Regions from separate parts of the Homo sapiens genome. Here region 1 is linked to region 2. The links are chromatin contacts, found by Hi-C or POLR2A ChIA-PET in ENCODE. All regions are on one chromosome and are shown on one strand. Each heading gives the region's core, a stretch centred on a gene start or an enhancer-like site at or near the end of the contact. The rest is flanking DNA. Distances are from core to core; before and after follow the strand shown. Region 1 holds the start of IFT122 (intraflagellar transport 122). Region 2 holds the start of DNAJC13 (DnaJ heat shock protein family (Hsp40) member C13).

Region 1 (5,299 bases), core at 1,506-4,005, 3.0 Mb before region 2:
CCTCTATGACAATATAAATTTATAAATATAACTAAAATGCAACCTACCCGTTAACCATTCACAGAAGGAGGGACAAAATGTATGTAATTTTCCCCAAATCACTTGATGTAATTAATAGCAACATTGAAAGAATAGAATCTGCAATGGTTTTATGGTAAAAATATAAAGAAGCTAAGATTCCTGCTATGCTCCCACTACCTGCCCAGACAAAATCATTTGGCTGTACTATCTTTACCATCTTATATGCTTACCTGATAAAGTACACATCAAATCTTCCTGCTGTCTTCCCAAATAACCTTTGCTTCACAACTCTTTCCCATCCACATGGGACAGACTTACGGCATTCTGTTCCTGCAGTAGCACCAAACTGAGCAGAAGCGATGGGTTCTTGTAGCAAGGGATTACATTCACTGCTTCTTTTTATCATCATTTGTTCCTCATCTTCTCCCACTCTTTCCAATTCCATAGCAACATCTTCTTTGCTGGAAAAACAAAGTCTAAGTGATTAACTTATTTAAAATTTATCTTCCACTGCCTACTCAGTTTTAATCCATGACAATGCAGGAACCACATAGATTATCCATATTAAAATGAGGGAGATTAAAGTCAGTGTGGACCAGTCTTGTGCTATGGGAGTATTTTCCTGTCTTCCAAAAGCTTCCCATATCCTCTAGCACAGGTTAAAAGGTGTTGGAAATCTCTGCACAACAAAAAAGTCAAGCTAGAAACTTTTCGGATTAATCACTGAGTAGGGCTATTATAAAGATTTCTGGGGGCACTTACCATAAATTTGAGAATATGAACCAATAGCTAAGCTCTTAAGCACCAGAAAATGCTTAAATAAATCAGTGAGTTACACTGTCTTCTCTGCAAATAAATGAGGTAAAAGTTTTACATAATGTAAAATTTCTGGGAGAGAGTGTGTATCACTTTCATCAGATGTAATCCTCCAGAAGGTAAATAATTTGATACAGAATTTTTGAATCTTCTTCATTCTTGATCCTCATGGTAACCTTGTAGGTACAATAAGGTTTACTCTCAATTTATTGATAAAATTGAGTGACAGGTTAAATTACTTGCAGAACAGACACGAGAACCCAAGTCTACCAAATCTTGGTCTAATACTTCTCCCCCATACTGTTATTGAAAAAAGCTGGCAAGGCAAGGTGGCTCATTCCTGTAATGCTAGCACTTTGGGAGGAGGAAGTGGGAAGATCACCTGATCCCAAGAGTTTGAGACCAGCCTGGAGAGCACAGTGAGATCCTCGTCTTTGCAAAAAATGAAAAAAAAAACCCAAAAAAACAAAAAAAAACAAGCAACCGGGCGTGGTGGAGCATACCTGTGGTCCCAGCTACTAAGGAGGCCGGGGTAGGAGGACTGCTTAAGTCCGGCAGGTCAAGGCTTCAGGGAGCTATGATTGTGCCACTGCACTCCAGCCTGGGTGACAGAGCGAGACCTCATCTCAAAAAAAAACCCACTAAACTAAAACTTCATTAAAGTTCCAATGTGTCTTCTATGATGAAAACATACTTTTAAAATTAAAAAAAAAATTTCAGTAAAGTGTATCCTAATCACTAAACCACAGATTGTAAAAGGTGGATGGGTCTAGAGAGATCATTTAACCCAAGTTCTTTTCTACAAATAGGGAAACTGCAAGAACTAGAATTAGAATCAAGGTTTTCTGATGTAATTTGGGGTAAAATAATTTTGAGGAGCTGGATGGATCTTATGAAATGATATTGTTTACAATTTTAGAGATAAAAATACTGAAGCCTGGTGGAATCAGCACAAACTCTTAAGAGACTGGGGCTCAAATTCCAGCTCTACCAGCTGTAAGTTTAGCAGCAAGTTACTTAACATCTCAAAGTCTCGGTAAAAGACTCTGTAAAAAGAAGGTGATGCCTCTTTCAAAGTAGTTCTTAGTATTAAATTTTGAAAAAAGTAGGTAAATCTTAACCTCCTATCACACACGTAGTCTAATGACTTCCTAGGATCCTCCAACCCCAAGGGGACCTCTTTCACAAAACCTCCCGGCTCCCCCCCAGTCTCCCTAGTCATCTTAGATGAGGAAGTCGAGCGCACCCCAGGGCTGATCGCACAGGAAGAGCACCTGGGCTCCAGACCCTAGTAACTAAACCCGTGGGCTTCGAGGTTTCTGCCGACCCTCTGTCAAAGGTTAGAAAGGCCCACACACTGTCCACTCTCCCGATACCATTTTACAGGTGGTGAAACTGAGGCCCAAAAGGGGACAGTAACTTACCGGAGGTCATTCGGCGGGTCTGGGACTAGGCGCTCACTAGAGGTGACGGTGGGGGCAGCTCCGCGGTCCCCCAGACTCAGACTCTCCAGCCCAGTCGTGCCCATCGAGCAGGGTCCGGCTGCAGCAACGAGCCCAGCGCCGCAACGCCCAGGGTGTGGGGCGGAGTAAGATGTGAAACCTCTTCAGCTCACGGCACCGGGCTGCAACCGAGGTCTGAATGTTGCGAAAGCGCCCCAGACGCCGCCGCTGCTTTCCGGCCGCCCCCTCGGCTACAGCCGCCATTTCCACGCTCCACCAATCAAATCCATTCTCGAGGAAGACGCACCGCCCCCACACGCCCCGACCAATCGCTCGCGCTCTGGTTGCGCTGGCGCCTTAGGGGCTCCAGTGCCACCATTGCTTTTGCTGCTTTTCTGGCTTTCCCTTTCGGACATGCGCGCTCGGAGCAAGGCGCCCTCGCACTCAGCTTACCGCGCATGTACGTTGCCAGGGGTAACGCAGGTAGCCAAAGTGGCTTGTGGAGTGGCGACCGTTAGTGAGGCGGTTGCTGAGACAGACGCTGAGGCGGGTAGGAGGAGCCCGAGCCGTAAGGGAAGCCGTGATGAGGGCCGTGTTGACGTGGAGAGATAAAGCCGAGCACTGGTGAGGAGCGGGGCGGTTCGCGAAGAGCAGGAGGTCGAGTCCTCGCGGGGAGTGCGCGAGCCGCTGCAGCGTGTTTGAGGGGGGCAGCGGGCTTGCTGCCTGGGCCGAGGGCACTGAACCCCGGCCTGGGAGACTGCAGGGTCGCCCTCCCGCCCCTTGGCGGTTGGAGAAACTCCCGAGGGTTGGAGAGCGGCAAAGGGAGGTGCCGCGCCTGAGGTGGTGGCGGGTGGAGGCGGCTCTTCCCTCACGGTCTGGCCCTGTCGCTGCCTTGGATTCATCTCACACCCACGAGACAGCACGAAGCTGCTCAAGCTTCACAGTTCTTGCCACATCCACATAGTACCCATACTCTTGTTTTCTTGACGTTTTTCTCTAAATTGTCTCATTTATTTTAATTATGATTTCACATTTTACAAGGAAACTTTATTACTCCATTTATGAAAACCAGTGTCACTTGCTCTAAATGTTAAGATAAAATCAGCGTCGCTTGCTCTAAGTGTAAAAGTAAAACTTAAAGTAGGGAGAAACAAAACTGAACAAGCTGTAGCTAGCTATTGTTGCTAGGGAGCCTTTAAACCTGAGATCTCGTTTCTCTAAAACTGGAGATGGGCAGGTATGATCAGAAAGGTGCTCAAAATGAGCACCAAACACAAGCTCTCCTAATTGGGAAGTCTGAAAAAGAACTGAAGGGGAATGACTTTGTCACCTTTTGATTCAGTTATTTAATGTCCTATTCCATTGTTATCGCCTAAATCTATAACATAGCAGTCTGTTTTGTCATATTCTTACTTATGGGATAGGTCTTGGCCTGACTTTGAAAATCATTCAGCATTGTTGTGAAGCCTCTGTTCTGGCCACTGGAGCAGGTTACTTGTCTTTGGTTCTGTCCCTTCTGAGATCTTTCTCTGTGTAAAGCATGCCGTCTCTCCTCATCTCACACGGAAATCCTGAACATCCTTCAAGGCTCACGTTGGAGACGGGTCCTCTCTTTTGTGTTCGGCACTAGTGGTAGCTGACACTATGTGCCAGGTGCTGGCTAAGCACTTCATATCCTTTATCTCGTTGTGTCTTCACCACTCTCTAAGGTAGGTACTATAATTTCCTCTATTTTATGTATGAGGAAACTGAAGCCCAGAGAGGGTGGATAATTTGCCAGCGTCACACAGTGAGGGGTGGAACCAGCTTTCAAGCTCAGGTCTTCCTCACTCCAACGTCAACGCTCTCAGCCACTACATTAATTTTTCCTTATGTTACAGACGTGGCAAACTCAAATGTCTGCAGGAGACAGGCAGGTAACATAAATGGGAGATGTTTATTTGCATCTTCAACACTAGGAATTGTATGTTTTCCCTAGGAATAGTCTTGTATTCTGTACCCCATTTTTCTTGAAACACAGCCGTATCAGTGAATCTTTCATTTGTACTTTTAATAGAGATTTGAGTTTTAAAAAATCATTTTACTTTTAACTTTATTATAAACGTACCTATAGCACAAGCTGATGATAGCTGGCAACTGAACATTTGGCTTCAATGTCAGAGTAATAGAGTGTGGCAAACTGCAGAGCTCATGCTCGGCCTAAAAGGGGCAGCTGCTGCTCAGCTCCTGCCAATTACCACCATGCAGGAATTTGGCCTAGTGTGCTCAGCTCTTCCTGTTTTTACCAGAAGCTAGGAATCTGGGTTTTTATGTGAAATGGCCTAATTTTTAAATGTTAGCATCCACTCTGAAAAAAAAACAAAACACCGTGTGGGCCAAATAAAACATTTGCTGGCCGAATGCAGCCTGATTTGCTCTGTTTTCAACCCCTGGCACAGAATTTTGTTCATTTCTCTCTTGTGGTACTTCCAGAGTCTGTTGAGCATAAGAGTTAATTTTTTAAATCTGTTTAATTCAGAAGTCTAATAAACCCGTTAAAGGCAATGGCTATGTCTTACTCGTTTCCAAATTATTCTAGAGACAGGTCAGTGGTTGTTGTTACTATGGATAGTAATAAAATACTAGATATATATAAAACGAAATACTGTGGGTAGATGTATTCATACGTGAATGAATGATGAATAAAGATTGGTTTTCTGGTTTTTGGCCCATTACAGATTTGAGACAACCTATTAGGATAAGGGATGTAGGGGTTCTATAGACCATCAATCCTGATGGCTGCTAGATATACCAGCTGATAGCCCAGAATGAAAACAAAACAAAAAACTAAACAAAAAAAAAAAAGACAGTAGAACTAAAAAAATCCTAGATGTCAAAGATTAGTCCTCCACATCCAAATCAGCCATTGTCTCCCGGTCTGCTCCTTTGCTTCTATTTTAACCTTCACATAGCAGCAGGAACTCTGTTTTTTTAAGACCTGCTGCTGTGATCCTGTTACTCTACTTCTCATAAACCTAGAG
Region 2 (4,960 bases), core at 1,672-4,171:
GTTCAAGTGATTCTCCTGCCTCAGCATCCCGAATAGCTGGGATTACAGGTATGCACCACCAGGCCCGCCTAATTTTTTTATATTTAGTAGAGACGGGGTTTCATCATGTTGGCCAAGCTGGTCTCAAACTCCTGACCTCAGGTGATCCACCCGCCTCAGCCTCCCAAAGTGCTGGGACTACAGGCGTGAGCCACCGTGCCCGGCCTAAATATTTTTTTCTTTTAACACGTGTAATCAATATAAAAATTGCTAATGCAACATTTTACATTTTTTTGTAACAATTTTAATTTTTATTCTGTGTTCAGTAGCCACATAGGGCTAGTGGCTACTGTACTGAAAACATAGTTCAAGCATTGTTGAGTGGTATGAGTTCTTAAGGATTTACTTTGGATCTGGGCATTGATATAATTAGGAAGGTCAATTTAGCAGCAATGGGAATTAGATAAGCAAGTGTTTGACATTCTTGTGGGCTCTCTAAAGTCTTAGATCACTCCAGCCTTGTATGCTAACTTTGGAGACTGATAAAGGCTATTGGTGCCTAAAAGGCTGTGAAATGTATTTTTTAAAAAGCTGTGAAATATTTTAAGTGTACATCACATAATTTAGATTGTAAATTTGATACATCTGCACTATGAAAGTGTCAGAAACGCTAGTGCAAACTTTAATTATGAATAAAAAGACAAATCCAGAAAAAGAAGTGTGCATTTGTCACTCTTAAAAAAGAGTTGGGTGGGGAAAGGATCCAACTGATTTAACCTAATAGGGAAAGAAGAGACAAGTCCTACTCTCCCTGACTCTTGTATTTTGTTGTGGCATTTTAAGAAGGATCCAATTGTATGGATCCAATTAAAAGCAACCAGTGGTTGTGAAAAGGCTTGAAACTACATCTTGTGAACAATGGTTGAAAGTACTTTGAATATGGTTTCTTAAAATGAGTATCTGTAGCAGGGGTAGTTAGAAGGATATGCACGGGAGAGGGAGTGGGAAAGGGTGATAAGCTGTACTGATAAGTGCTTAAATGAATGTCACATACAAGAAGAAAAGAGCAAGAAACAAAGACAAAATAACTACTCATAGAAGAGAGTGCAAGTTGGCTGAATACAAGGAAAATGGCTTATAAAAATGCAATGGAAAAAGATGTCTTGTGAGGCAATTTTGCACTACAGAGGATGGGGACAATTCATGATGCCTAAGGCTCCTCTCAACACGAGAATTGATTTTATTGGTCTCAAATATTGAACAGAGAGGCAGTGTGGAGGTTGAACAGTTCACTGGCCTTGATGTTACAGGCAGGCCCTGTGTCTTAATCTTGGCTCAACCTTTAGGAGTTAGGTCACCTTTAGCAAGTCTCCTGGACTCTCTGGGTCTGCTGCTTCTCTAAAATCGAAATAATATACCCCACATTTACTTTTGGGATTACTGGAAGGCTTTGTAACCACATAAACACGTTTCTGTTTCCATGGGATAAGCCAATAAGGCCCCTTAACACAGCCCTCCTGTTTCTTTTTCCTCCTCCTCCCTTCCTACTCTATTTCGGGTTCTGTCTTCCCACACCCAGCTATTCCTAGTACCTTCCCTTACATGCACCTTATCTTACTGCTGCATTACAGAAAAGTCTAAGGATAAACACAAATAGTCTTTTTCCGCCCTAAGGTAGGGCAAAGGGTTAATAGAATCAAGAGGTAAAGTCTGTAAAAACCATTTTTCCACATTTTTTCATCCTGCAATCGCTGTCTATAAAATGAGCCAACTTGCTGAAGGGGACGCCAAGAAATCACAATTTCAGGACTGCCATGAAGAATGAGTATTCAACTCCTTATCAGAGACCTTTAACCCTTATACAATAATGTATCCATGCAGGTCACCCTACACTGCCTCTACTCTGAAGTCTGCAGCAGAATCACTATTTTTTTTTTAATCACTAATTTTTAAACTGTGGTCTTTACGGCTCAGATCTGGGAGTGGACATTGACCTTTCTTATTTAAACCATTGCCCACAGATAACACATAATTTCTAGCCGAATCCTTTAGTCCCAATATCCCCTCTTTTCACTGCCCTGACTTCCCTCTCAGGTGAGGTTCAGGAAGATGGTTATCTAGAGGGCACAGGTTCTGGGTTCAAATTACTTGGGTGCAAACATGAAATCCACTACTCTGAGGCTGGGCCTCAACTTATCTGCAAAACGAGGATGATTCGTATCTCAGAGAGTTGAAGATTAAGCAGCTTTAAGTAAACTTCTAAACACTTGATCCGGACACAATAAATGGGGCTACCAGAACTATCTTTCCAGCATTCCCACCTGCAAATGCCTTAGGCGTCTCTGAGAATTTGGTCTCTGAGACCTTCCAGAGCATCCATAACTTAAACCCTGCTCTGCTGTCGTTCAGGACGTCTCAATAGTAAATGAACCTGCTGGCTCCCAATCCAGCCAAACCAGGAGATAGGCTGAGGCTTCAGACTGCCTCGCAGATGCTCCATGGCACTTGACGGCAAGAGCTAAAAAGAGGTGATTTAAAACAAGATTTCCTCGGACTTAAAGCTTAAGTACCGGGTTGCGACCCTACTCTCCGCAGGACATAAGCGGAGGGGCGCGGCCCTAAGGCACACGCCGGAGGGGCGTGGTCATGGGCACCCGCCGGAGGGGCGTGGTCATGGGCACCCGCGCGCGCCCAGGGGCGTGTCCTTTTCAGCACCCACCGAGGCGCCAGCCCCCTGACGCGCTGCGTGGAATCCAAATCCCACGGCCGGTGTCGTTACTCTGCGCATGTGTAGCTGCTGGGGGCTGGCCGGAGGAAAGCAGAATTTCAGGGAAAGAACGATCGGGACGGGGAGGACGGGGAGGGCGGGGCAGAAGACGGAAGAGTTGAAATCAGCTGACTGGGTCTCGTGACAGCCTGGGCGGTGGCGACGCAGGCGTATTAGAGCGCGCTCGCTCAAAGCCTGAGCGAAGATGGCGGCCTCCAGAGTGAAACTCTGAGAGGCAGAGGGAGGAGGCGGAGGGGGCGGGGAGGCAGCGCCGCGGCGGCACCAGGAACCCGCGGCAGCGGAGCTGCAGGGCCCCGGCGGGGGAAAGGGGAAGTGGTGAGGGTGAGGAGGCCGGAGGGCGCCTCATCCCACTCTGGAAGCTGAGCCGGCGGCGGGAGGAGCTAGGGCTGGAGCCTCTCCAGCCTCCCGCGAAGGTAAAGCCGACTCCGGGCACTGGGCTCTGGGGCTCTGCCTTACTCCCTTCCCACGCCGTGGGGACTTTGTGGGGCTCAGGGCAGGGAAAACGGGGTGGTCTTGGCTGCTGCAGCCTGCAGCTGCTAAGGAAGCAGATTACCCTTCCCCCAGGCTGCTGGTCTGGTTCCTTTCGTTGGACGCCCCCCCGGCTTTGAGTGACATTAGCTCAGGGCGCTGCCCTGTCCAGCCCCACCCCTTTTTTTTGCTTGTTTTATACCTAGTACGCTCCTCCACTCGCCTTAACATATCCTTACCCCACAGGCTCTTCATTCCCTTGTGGGTTCCGCCCTCGGGATTCCCTTCCAGTCTCCTAGTCTGAGCACCCTTCCTGCTGGATGCCGGCAACTCTTGTTTCCTTGGGTCAGCGACCCTCCTTCCGAACAAGTCCTGCAGACTGACTTTCTTTGCTTTGTTTCGTTTTGTTAGGAAATGAGCATCCGCGTCGTCTGTTCTCCAGTACTTTTTCTAAAATCATTTTCTCCCCTAAGGCTTTTCCTTCCTGCAAGGCAGCTTATTCACGTGGCCTTTCCTCCGCTGCTGTGATTTTATCTTTGAATGTGGCCTTTGGAGTGGGTAAAGTAGGACTTAGACGCTCAGTGAAGTGGCTGTTAATCACTTGATACTTAACTATGTTTAAGAGTGCCTTCCCTTAAATTTTCTCCTTTTGTAGCGTGTTCCGTTAACCACGTTTGTCTTAAGATTGTTTCCTGTGTCCGTTGCTTAGAGGGGGGAAAAAAGTAAAGATTTCACCCTAATGTGGCGGTGGTCTCCCAAAGTAATTATTTCTCATTTTCCCTCTGCTTTTCCCTTTTACGTTATTCTGATTTCCCTCAAAAAGGAGGTTCTGTACCTGATGCTGTTGCGTCCTCTATGAAGGGCTTTATAGTGTACAGTTATGTTGAGCCTTTTGTAATACAGTGTCTTGGGGAAAAAAGTAGAAGTTCAGAACCTGCCCCCAGTAATTCTTTCTTACTATATTTTCTTTCTCAGTTTATGGACTTGATAGGTTTCTAGGTTTGAAACTACTGCCTGCAGGGAAAATTACAGTGATAAGGTTTTATAATATATTACCAGTACTTTGAGTTTATGGGAGTATGAAACAGAATTTGCCTTAAAAAAATAAATTTATAGAAACCACTTGTCAGAAATTCGGTATCCAGAACACAGTTCTTTGATTTTTGGAAAGTACTTTATTGGCTTATCTATCATATAACGTAAAACCTTGTTCACATTTTGTGTAATGTGAAACGCTTTTTAAGCTACTATATCTCAGACTTGGCTTGTGCTGTTAGTATCACAATGCATTCAGGCAACACACGTCCTTGTGTAGAAATTATTACATTATACTCCTTGTTTGAAAACAGGAAGTAGAACATATTAAGGGAGGAAAAGAGGAGTCAGAGGATTATTAAGAAATAAGAATGTAAAGAACCTTAAGGCTAGAGTTCAGTTCATGGAAAATATCAGCATTTGTATTCCACTGAGAGGCAATGAATATTCCTCTTTTTCTAAAGTGGTAGTAATAAATAGTCTAAAATATATTAATGTTATATATTGTTAACAAGCTTAGTTGTAAACAAAATACTTAAGCTAAAAAATAAAATATTAATAAGTGAATGAATTGTTTGGAATAATTTAACTTTATCCACAAATAAATAGAAGATGGTTGCCTTGCCCAGGTGGACTGTAACAATACTGGCTTTATTAAATTTGTTAAAAGGTTGATAGTGGAGTCCGGTT

What was found. A loop is a pair of places that touch in the nucleus more often than their neighbours do. ChIA-PET counts read pairs that join two places held with the same protein, here RNA polymerase II (POLR2A). Pooled maps may share reads with other maps.
Region 1: a map of naive thymus-derived CD4-positive, alpha-beta T cell shows a loop between it and region 2 (29-fold over the local background). The contact joins the promoter of IFT122 here to the promoter of DNAJC13 in region 2. A Hi-C loop is called at or near these places in 2 of 168 maps with a recorded cell type or tissue (both naive thymus-derived CD4-positive, alpha-beta T cell) and 13 of 50 pooled maps. POLR2A ChIA-PET finds 5 or more read pairs at or near these places in 1 of 52 experiments (common myeloid progenitor, CD34-positive).

What each region holds. Positions count from the first base shown.
Region 1 is chr3:129,437,469-129,442,767 of GRCh38, forward strand. It overlaps IFT122 (intraflagellar transport 122), which reads left to right and starts at 2,756. Exons shown (of 30, transcript NM_052989.3): 1 at 2,756-2,903. The coding sequence starts at 2,863. MBD4 (methyl-CpG binding domain 4, DNA glycosylase) reads right to left here and starts at 2,480. Exons shown (of 8, transcript NM_001276270.2): 1 at 2,262-2,480; 2 at 252-482. The coding sequence starts at 2,365. RefSeq lists enhancers at 2,310-2,389, 2,480-2,619, 2,820-3,029, 3,180-3,229, 3,260-3,309 and 1 more.
Region 2 is chr3:132,414,581-132,419,540 of GRCh38, forward strand. It overlaps DNAJC13 (DnaJ heat shock protein family (Hsp40) member C13), which reads left to right and starts at 2,922. Exons shown (of 56, transcript NM_015268.4): 1 at 2,922-3,180. RefSeq lists silencers at 2,612-2,711, 2,992-3,131 and enhancers at 3,162-3,311, 3,251-3,786.